Regions from separate parts of the Mus musculus genome. Here region 2 is linked to region 1. A link is a loop called in an ENCODE intact Hi-C map of the cell type or tissue named here. Cell type or tissue: left cerebral cortex. All regions are shown on one strand.

Region 1 (5,000 bases):
GTAGGCCTGGTGGCTTCCTGGCTGGGCAACCAAGGCGAGCCTCTGAGCTTGTGTTTAGCTGTGTGATGCAGAAGAGGGCAGCATCAGCTTCAGTGAAGCCCGGAGTATGACCAGCAGGCAGAGATGCCTGCTGAACACGCACCAACATCTTGCTTTTGCAGTCAGCTGTACCGACTGTAGGTACAGCACTTTGGCCACATTTCTGAAAGGCCAGAACAAGCTCTGAGGAGTTGGAGTAAACCATGGATGTTCTCTGTATGTGTTTGTCTCTAAGGCCAACTAGGGCCTGGGGTTAGGGCCTGCTCCACCCATCTGCAGCTACCTTTGCTCCTCTCACCCCAACACAAAGCTCTTCGTGGAAAAACGGGAGCGATTTGCACATTTCTGCTTATGGAAGGGACTGGGCTGACTCCAGCCTGCAGGCTCAGCTTGGAGGACAGGCTGAAGTACATATTCCCAAGGGATGTCCCTGTGGTGAGCCTTGGAGCATGTCCTCATGGCTTCCTTCTCTTCTTGGTTGTAGCGGTGGACACTTCAACCCTGCTGTGTCGCTGGCAGTCACAGTGATCGGAGGCCTCAAGACCATGCTGCTAATTCCCTATTGGATCTCCCAGCTATTTGGAGGGCTGATTGGGGCTGCCTTGGCTAAAGTGAGTGGTCCCTGCTGGGATAGGACTAGTGGCTTGGTACTGATGGAGTCCCCTTTCCCCTCTCTTACCTTTGGGTTTGCTTGAAATCTTAGAAATCTTTCTATTAGTCAAAAAGGCTACTTCCCGGGCCAAGGAGATGCCCCAGCAGTTAAGAGCACTGGCTGCTCCTCCAGAGGACCTGGGTTCAGTTCTCAGCACCCACATGGCAGCTCACAACCTTATGTAACTCCAGTCTTAGGGCTCTAACACTCTTTCCTGGCCTCTGTGGTTACTAGGCATGCACGTGGTGCCCTAGCAGGAGACTTGAACATGCCAGAGAAATGGTCTACCATAGAGCTTCATCCCCTGGATGGGCTCTGTATATAATTCCTGGGGCTCCTTCCCTCCATCCCTCCTGCTCCCCCTCCTTTCTATTCTTCCCTTCTCCCTCACTGTTGACTTCCACCAGTGCCTGTCCCCATGAGACTGACTCACTTTCAACCACTCACTCTGTTTTCTCAAGGCCCTCAGGTCCCTCAATGTCTTCATCTTGGAGAGCTTGAGGCAAGCTAGTTTTGCGCTCTTTTTCTCAGCGAAGATTATTTAGGGGGACTAGGGCCCAACACCCATTATCCTCAGTTTTCAAAGGTGCAAAGCAAGGCTCAGGGAAGTCTTGCAGCTTCTTCGGTTATACATGAAAAGGGGAGAAGCTGGGAAACAGACATGGCTCTGCCCAAATGCAGATGGGTGGGAGCACGGACCTGTGTCAGCTCCCAGCGTCTCTCGTCTAGGCTGAGTGGCTTTTCCTCCACAGGTGGTGAGTCCAGAGGAAAGATTCTGGAATGCATCTGGGGCAGCCTTTGCCATCGTCCAGGAGCAGGAGCAGGTGGCAGAAGCCCTGGGGATAGAGATCATTCTGACAATGCTGTTGGTATTGGCTGTGTGTATGGGTGCTGTCAATGAGAAGACAATGGGCCCTTTAGCCCCATTCTCCATTGGCTTCTCTGTCATTGTGGACATCCTGGCAGGGTAAGTATCCCTCAAAAGTGTGATGGCTGCCCCGTGGCAAATGGAGAGTGGGCTGGCTTTAGGCAGGCAAGAGGCAATGGTGGGTAGGTGGTATCAGGCAGTGCTAGGTGATTTTTGGCTAGAGAATATGGCCACCCTTCTACTTCATTTAGGGCTAAGTCAGAGGTCTGGATGAAAATTCCTAATTTCTGTAATAAGAAATAAAGCATTCCCTCGGGGTGTTGACTCTGTCTTACAAAAAATGATCTCTAACCCTGGTCTCTTTGATTTCAAGCTTCTTGTTAGTTTTGGGAAGGCATTAAGGAGACTCAGGAAAGATTTCTCCCTTGTATAGGTAGTCAAACTGTGGTTCCGAAAGGCAAGAAATGACTCAGGGTCACTGAGAGTCTAAAGAGACAAATCTGGGACAATTATTCACATCTGCTGAAATGTAAGAGGTCAACACCAAAAGTTCAGTTCCTTTTTTTCATTTGGACACAGAACCAAACCTTTCTCAGGCTCAGGGCTCTGTCCCCTTGAATGGTCCGGGAATGCCGTAGCTCAGCAGTAGTGGTGCTTTGCTGCCACCTAGTGACACTTGCTTCACTTACAAGTGTGCTCCCCTACCTGGATGGGCTTCTGGACACAGAACCCACTGAAGGTTATAGATCAGCCTGAAGGCACTGGGTTTGGAGACAGAACCCAGAGCTGAGGTGTGCCTTGGAAACAAGCTCCTTCTGGAAGTAGGGCCCAAGTCTGTGGCATGAGGTCCTCAGTGTGCCAGACACACTTTAGTAACCATCAGGACATGCACATTGTGTCATTTGTTCCTGGCTACAGCCTATGGAGTGGATACTGCCACCTCAGTGGATATGTAGAGAGGTTAGACAAAGGTCACAGAGTAGAACTGCCCGGGCTGGACTTTGAATGTAGGTCAACTCCAAAATGGGCGGAGCTCCTTGGACTTTGCTTTCTAGACTTTGGAAAGGAATGTGCTCCACTTTCCCCTCCTGTCGTGACTAAGCAGGTGCTTTTGCTGACCATTTGTTCTAGAAGTGTGTATGTATGCGGAGGGGCTGATATGATGGTCATGTAGCAATCACCCTTTGTCAGCCTAGAGCTAAGCAAGGCTCCCTTACAGCCTCTGGGATCCACCCAGGGGCCCTGGTATGGGCGTTTAGAGAGGATGTCTGCTTGAGGCTGGCTGTAGGCCTGATTAAGGATGTGGGTTTGAGGTAGGACCTTCTGAGATGCTGGTAACTTGGGTACCTATGTGTCTGCAGTGGTAGCATCTCTGGAGCCTGCATGAACCCTGCTCGTGCCTTTGGACCTGCTGTGATGGCTGGCTACTGGGACTTCCATTGGATCTACTGGCTGGGCCCCCTCCTGGCTGGCCTCTTTGTAGGACTGCTCATTAGGTAGGAGGGTGACAGAGAATCTACAGCTACTAGATTGGCATTCACATAACCTTGGAGGAAAATGGGAATCTTCAGAGGGAAGTGTGCTGCCTCTGCCTAAGGCCTTTGGCTCCAAGTGATAGAGATCCACTTTGCAAGGGGAACTAACTGGCTCTTAGGATTGAAGTGTTCATGGGTGTCACTGGCTCCAAGTAGGACTCAAATGTGTTTTGAAGGACTTGGGATAGTCCTATGGGTGGGTAGGCTTCATGTTTAGGTTGGCTTTAAAATATTTTTTTATCTATTTTTTTTACAACATATTTAGATAATATTCTTTCCCCTTGGAGCACCAATTCCTCCCAGACCTTCCCTATCTTCCCTTGGCTGTGTCTGGGAGGGCTGAGTCTGGGCTGGATGCGTAGCCTTCTTGTAACATTACCCACTGCAGTCTAGAGGCTTCAGGCTATGCCTGGAGCCGGGTGTAAAACACCACTAATCACTCCGTTGCTGATTTCTGAATGGCTACCCATACACACCCTTCTGGATAAGGTATGTGTGGGACCAGAGAGGAAACTGCCCACCCACTGCCTGAGAGGACTCAGCTCAGGAAACCACCCGTCTAGAGAGTTCTGGGCTTAGAGATTTGTAATGGAGAGCTGGGTCTTTCTTGCAGGGGAATAGAGACCTCACAGGGCAATTTATTTTTAGGCTCCTCATCGGAGATGAGAAAACCCGCCTAATTCTAAAGTCGAGGTGAAGAAGAACTGCTGGCGACGTTCCCACTGCCTGGAGTCCTCAGCTGCTTGTCCTAAGTTGAGGACGGAACAATTCCATTATCTCCTGCAGGACCTGAGCTAACAGGAGTCACCATGACAGCAGCTGACCTAGGCCTGGCTTCTCAGGCAGGCAGGCAGGCAGGCGGCTGCTGCTCTGTCCTGAGCATGCTCCTGGAAACCTGGAATTTCTCTGTGCTCATGGAGTGGGCCTGGGGCCCAGCCTAAAGACAGGTAGAGACCGCATAGAAAAAGAGGGTAGGCCTCTTTTCTTGCGAGAGGGCAGGGATTAGAAGGGCTGAGAAGGTGGAGAATGCACACTGTCCATTTCTTCAGTCCTCTTTCTTTTTTACTAGGTTGGGTTTGGAACCCAATTCATGCACACTAGGTGAGCACTTTGCTACTGAGCCCCTGCTCTCCACACCCTCTTTTCTCTTGATTACAGTTACAGAAGGTCTTTCAGGAGCCCAAAGATCTTGCTTCCTCAGCTCCCAATCTGACTTTGTAATAAATGGCTTAGCATTTCATCCCAGGTGTCTGTTGACTTGTCTTTTGTTTAAGACATGGGCACTGATGAGGAGGAAATAAAAGTCTGGGTGGAGAGGCTGGCTTGCAGAGCCAAGGTAGGTACTTATATGGTCCCTTTCAGAGTCTGTCTGCACTCAGATGGAGCCACTGTGGCATTAAGCCCAGAGCACAGTGTTCATTTACTTACGCTCTAGTTGGAAAACCTGCTGAAAATTGAATGTAAAACCCAGGGCCTTGGTGAATGCCCAGTACTACCTGGATATGGACCAATCCATTCATTGCACTCTAGCTAGGGATGAGGTGGGGGTGGGGCAAAGATGCAGGAATTCTTCATGGAAGGAGAACAGCAGCAGATAGCATAGACTGATGAGCCACTGGCATGTGGGTGAGAGACGTGAATAGAATAAAGAAGGGATAAGGAGACACAGTAGTAACACATCTTCCAAGTGGAGCATGTATCTACTCTAAGAACCATGGGGCATGGGTTTGATTCTCAGAACCCACATGGTGGCTCATGAGTGTCTCTAACTCCAGTCTCAGGTATGTCTGGCTCCCCACTCTGGTCTCCTGGGAATGGCATACACACGGTGCACAAACCTAAATACAGGTGAAACACCCACATACCTAATCTAAGAACACATCAAAAAGATCATCCACCATGGTCA
Region 2 (5,000 bases), 61 kb before region 1:
ACCATGCTTGGCAGTTTGACTTGAGTTTTAGAATTACACTCAGATTCTCACACTCCTAAGACAAGCACTTCACTAACAGAGCTGTTTCCCAGCCTCTGTATTCATTCTTGCTCCCGTCAGGTACATTCTTATTGAGACCATAGAAATTTGAAAAATGCCTTTGGGGGTGAAGAGATGGCTTATCAATTAAGAGCACTTGTTCTTGCAGAGGACACAAGTTCAAGTCTCGGCACCCACATGGCAGTTTACAACCATCTTTAATTCCACAGGATTTCATGACCGTTGAGGGCAGCAGGTACAGACACGTTGTGCAGACATACACGCAGGCTCAGCAGACATTCGTACACACAAATAAAAGTAAATGAGAAGATTTCTGACCATATGAGCCTCCTGACCTAAAATCCCTAAGTACCCCTATTGCAGTTTGGTAAGTGCTTAGTGCTTGCTGCATATAGTGTCTGTGAGCTAAGGAGTGATTCTGTGTGTTTTTCTCCAGGATGAAGGTCTTCTCCCAAATAAATATTTTGAAGTCGACTTTCCAATGATAGTCACAAGAAAGCTGCTCACCATCAAGTAAGTGTGGCTTTGTTGAGGGGACAGGATGCCAGTTGGAGACTCAGCTCTTGGTGTCTCGGAAGAGAATGCTGCCTTTCGGTTTCCTTTCTTGCTCTGGGACCATGAGTCCAGCATGAGTGCAGTCTTTAACAGTCAGTGCATCCTCTGCACGGCCCTCCTTATTCATTAGTCTAACTTCTCTGAACGCTAAAAATCGACCTATGCAGAGCATAGCTGAATACTCTGAAAATTCTTGGTGATTACTGCTTTATCATGGGGCCCTGAATTAACACAGCGATTTCCCTTTGCTCTGAGTATGTGAAGCGCTGCGAGGGCTCCTCTCAGGGCTTGCAGAGCTGTGGGTGGTGCGCTTTTCTCTGCCTCTTGCTGTCTCATATTTTCTTGGCTGGCCCAGTCCTCATAGACTCGGGAGCGGAGTCCCCAGAGCCCTCTTCTGGAGAGGAGAGTCTTCTGCTCAGACAAGTTGCCTCACTCAGGGTCACCTGGCTAGAACTGAGATCAAAACCCTGCTTTGAAAGCCCTCTGTCAGGACTTAAGAGTTTTTTGTTTGTTTGTTTGTTTGTTTTGTTTTGTTTTTGTTTTAACACTTCTGCCCCACTATAAGTAGATATTTAAATAAAAGCCTTACTATTATGTTGTAAAATCCCCTAGACATTAAAACTTTGTTATGCTGCTGCATCCTTACACATGGGGAGTGTTTTTCAGCCTTTTCTGTGGTCCACGATGAGTTTTGCAGTTTTTCTAAATATTAAATACATTTTATATTAAGTAGGCATTTCAGATGGTGAACAGGGACTCAGAACTGTGTGGTTCTGCTGAGCTCATTATTACCCTGGCTGAACTAGGAGTGAACGGCCCTGGGTGAAACTGAAGCTCAAAGTGGTTTCCTGGAAAGAAAAACAGGTTTTACCTGTGCATAGCCACGCATAGCCATGCGGGTCTCTAGTTTCTGACTGTTTTTCATTTGCTGGGTTGGCTTTAAGAGTCAGTTCTTTGTACCTGTATGACAAAAAACAGCCAGGATCATAAGGTACAATTTTGTTTAAGAGCAAGCAAGAAGTTGGAGGTAGCTGGAAAATCCTGGAACACTTAGAAACTTTGTGTTAGTCTTTTAGTTATTTTTAAATTGAATTATTTCAGGATCAGTGTGTGATTTGAATGACAGATGACAGAATGACTATCCTAACCTGCCGCCTGTGTGGATAGAACTGCTACTGTGCACGCAGGGCCAAATGCAGGTCAAGTGAAAGATTTCTGAAGTGGCCCTTGTGCTGACATTAGCAGTATACCAAACTTCCCTCATCCAGAAGTCTGAAACAAAAGTGCTTCAGAATCAGAAATGACTTCAGCATCATGACCAGTTAGGGACGTGTAATGGTAATGTCTATGCAGATCTAAAGACACCCTGGATCTGTGTCCACAGTTGGTGACAGATGGCTGCATTTTGGCAGTAAGTTCACTCGTGCATTTGCTGACTCCCTTTTCTCCTCTTTTCCATCTTCCTGTAGAAGCAAGCCGCTTTTATTCAGACCCATCATGGAGTTACACCCAGAGGACACGCTTCAAATGGGCAAGTATAGCCTGTGAGCAGTGGGTACAGTCAGGGTCATAACACGCTTAGTTGTCTGAGGCAGGAGCCCCTTCACGCTGTAATATTCTCACTGTAAATGCAGTCTATTCTTTTATACTAATCTGCTCAGCTCCTGCCGTCACCTAGGATCTTCTACATGCCTGTCATGCCCGTTACCACTTAGCCATATCCCAGACCCCTGTGCAGTTATAACTGTTTCTGACACATTCTCTCAGCGCTGAGTTTTACAGATTGTGGTGGGTATTTTGTCTGTCTGTCTGTCTGTAGATCTCTATCAACATTTTCCATTGTGTTCAGAGGTCAAGGTTTTAATAGTCACATGGGTGAGAGAACATATTCAGAGAGTGGCCTTCTCTGATGATCAACACAGTAGTCTTCAGGCACTCCAACAGACCTCCTTTTGTGTACAATTGCAATGGTGCGGCTATATTCCCTGTTACTAGAGTCTACTAAAGTTTCCACAGAGGTGTGAATGGCTGCCAGCCTTTGTCTCCTGTGCAGATCGACTGGACCTGTTGTGGCTATTCACTTTTCTGTAACAGTCATCTATGTACTTGGTTAATTGGTGTCACGTTAGGATGTCAAGGCCACCCTTGCGCTTTGCATCACTTTGATCAACAATGTGCAGATGTGTGATATAGAGCCACCTCCCATCGTACACACTGCCCATGTGTTGTTACCCTGCTTGGCTGGGTTCGGTTTTCATCTTTGCGTTGGATAATGAGCCCCATGATGACAGGAGCTTATTGCCGGCTGGTTTTTGTTTTTTCTTCAGGACCCTGCTAGGTAGCTTGGGCTAGCCTAAAACTTGGGTTTCTTCTGCCCACTTCTCCGTAGTGCTGGGGTCACAGACAATGCCATGCCTAGCTCACACGACATTCTTGGTTATTCTTGTATTCTGAGAATTGGCTCAGTGCTCTGTACATAATGCCAACAAATTATCAGATGAATGGGTAGATGGGTAAATTAATCTTGCATGTGGTCAAGAAATCCTCCTGAGACAGAGTCCCCATTACCTTAAAACAAAAATAAAAAACAAAACTCAAGTGTTCTGGGAAAATTTCTTATCTAGAAAGAGCAGTTAGTAATCTTTAAAAAATAATAAATTAGTCTTTAATTGAACGAATAATGGGTTGAATTGGATGAGTTCAATTCAGATAAGTGTCTTTTGAAATGCTTACTTGAAAAATACCAGTGCTATTGAGTCACTCTGCACACATGTGTGTGAGTGTTATTTTTAGACCTCTGCTTTGCTCATGTCTTTCCCCGAACTGTAGCTTTAGAAGGCAGATGACCACAGTCTCTATCAGTTACCCTTTGCTCTGTCACAAACCACTGCAAACCATGTGGCCCAAAGCCTCTGCCATCTGTTTAGCTCACAGCGTGACTTGTCTCTTTAGTTGGGTTCATTTGGGTAGAACTTCTTATCTGGGCTCTTGTGTTTGCTAAAGGCCTCCTGTGTGTCCCCAGGTATTGTGCTGGGTCAGGCTGACCCTATCTGTTTAAAACAGTGCCTTGAAGGTCTCAGTAACTCCACAGTACTCTAGGCCAAAAGACATCTCCCACACTTCAGTTTACTAATTAATTGGGTTCAAACTTAAGCATAAATGTAACAATTTATTAGTCAGTTGAAGGCAATGGACAGGTTGGACAAGCAGTATTTAGTCATTTAGACATTTAGACATGCTGTACAGCCAAGGCTGCCTTAAAGTTTGATTCCTTCTACCTCAGCCTCCCAAGTACTAGGATTCCAGATGTACACCACTTCTTTACGTGTGACTGTTTCAGTCTTTAACTGCTATTGCTAATGAGAGCTGTGTACTTCACCTTGGAATCAGGTTGGGTACCACCTGTGTCTACATCAACATTCATGGTTTGCTTTTTATCCACAGCGTATGAGAGCTTAACTTCCCGAGGGGATGGTAACATTGGAGGAATTCAAAGGGATGTACTGTGAGACTGTGCTTTGCTTGTATTTGTCTGATGTTAAGAATCCATTTCCTGCAGAAACTCAAAACATTCTGCTTCATCCATGTGAGTTTGCTGTGCCACCCAGGGCACCTCGATGCACTCACTGTCATCAGTTTAACATCTTCAGTACTAAATATAATCATTTGAGATCAGCATTGTCTACACTTATGGTTAAAAGAAATGTAGTCGTGTGGTTATGTTACTTGCCCAGAGCTATAAGGTTGACAGTGGCCAAGTTGAAATGTGACCATGGACTGTAAATTCCATTCAAAGAAGGTTTTGCTTTTGGGTTTTAGTTTGTGATCTGCATAGATCACAATGTGCTGTGATTCCTCAATCACAGAATATTTAGGACCACTTAAAGATTTGGTTTGTTTAAGGTGGGTCTCTCCATGTTGTCCAGGTCGGTGTCAAATTCCAGGGCTCAAGCAGTTCTTTTGCCTCAGCCTTCTGAGTAGCTGGGACTATTTGTTATTTAGGGACTTTTAACAATTTACTACTTAGTAAATTGTGTTCTTGTGCCTCTCTTTATGTAAGGGTCTCGTTGTGTTCATTATTGATGTTTAAGGGTCTGATCCTGCTCATCTTGGGATACTTCCACAGCACATCCCTCAGTCATGACAGGCAAATGCATCTTTAGATACTGCTCCAAGCTCTCTAGTGAAGTTGCTCTGGCTGAGAACCACTGCTTGTACTGAAGAATGGCTCCGCTTATGTAATGAGGATTTGCGTAATTGTCTCTCCTTTGGCTCTGTATAAGCCAGCTCTTAGTTGTTACTTTGTATTCGTTGTAAAGCTTCTCCTTTGTCAGTTCTCTTAGCAGCATGTCCTCTAAAGGAGTGCTGCTCACAAAGCTGCCTGT

What was found. Peaks named below come from ENCODE experiments on the same cell type or tissue, not always from the same donor. Only the 100,000 strongest peaks of a DNase experiment are listed, where the experiment ranks them.
Region 2: it touches region 1 in a loop (2.6-fold over the local background); 23 of 42 quality-filtered maps call a loop at or near these places.

The regions. Positions count from the first base shown.
Region 1 is chr7:123,463,666-123,468,665 of GRCm38, forward strand. Aqp8 (aquaporin 8) reads left to right here. Exons shown (of 6, transcript NM_001109045.1): 3 at 524-650; 4 at 1,444-1,658; 5 at 2,921-3,055; 6 at 3,743-4,338. The coding sequence ends at 3,791. Among named protein-coding and RNA genes, the nearest start is that of Aqp8, 3.9 kb to the left of the region's middle. In left cerebral cortex, a CTCF peak has its summit at 2,233 (motif pointing left); a DNase peak (open chromatin) is centred at 2,236.
Region 2 is chr7:123,402,339-123,407,338 of GRCm38, forward strand. Lcmt1 (leucine carboxyl methyltransferase 1) reads left to right here. Exons shown (of 11, transcript NM_025304.3): 4 at 497-573; 5 at 2,085-2,146. Among named protein-coding and RNA genes, the nearest start is that of Lcmt1, 27 kb to the left of the region's middle. In left cerebral cortex, no CTCF peak of the experiment used is centred here; DNase peaks (open chromatin) are centred at 936, 1,999 and 4,881.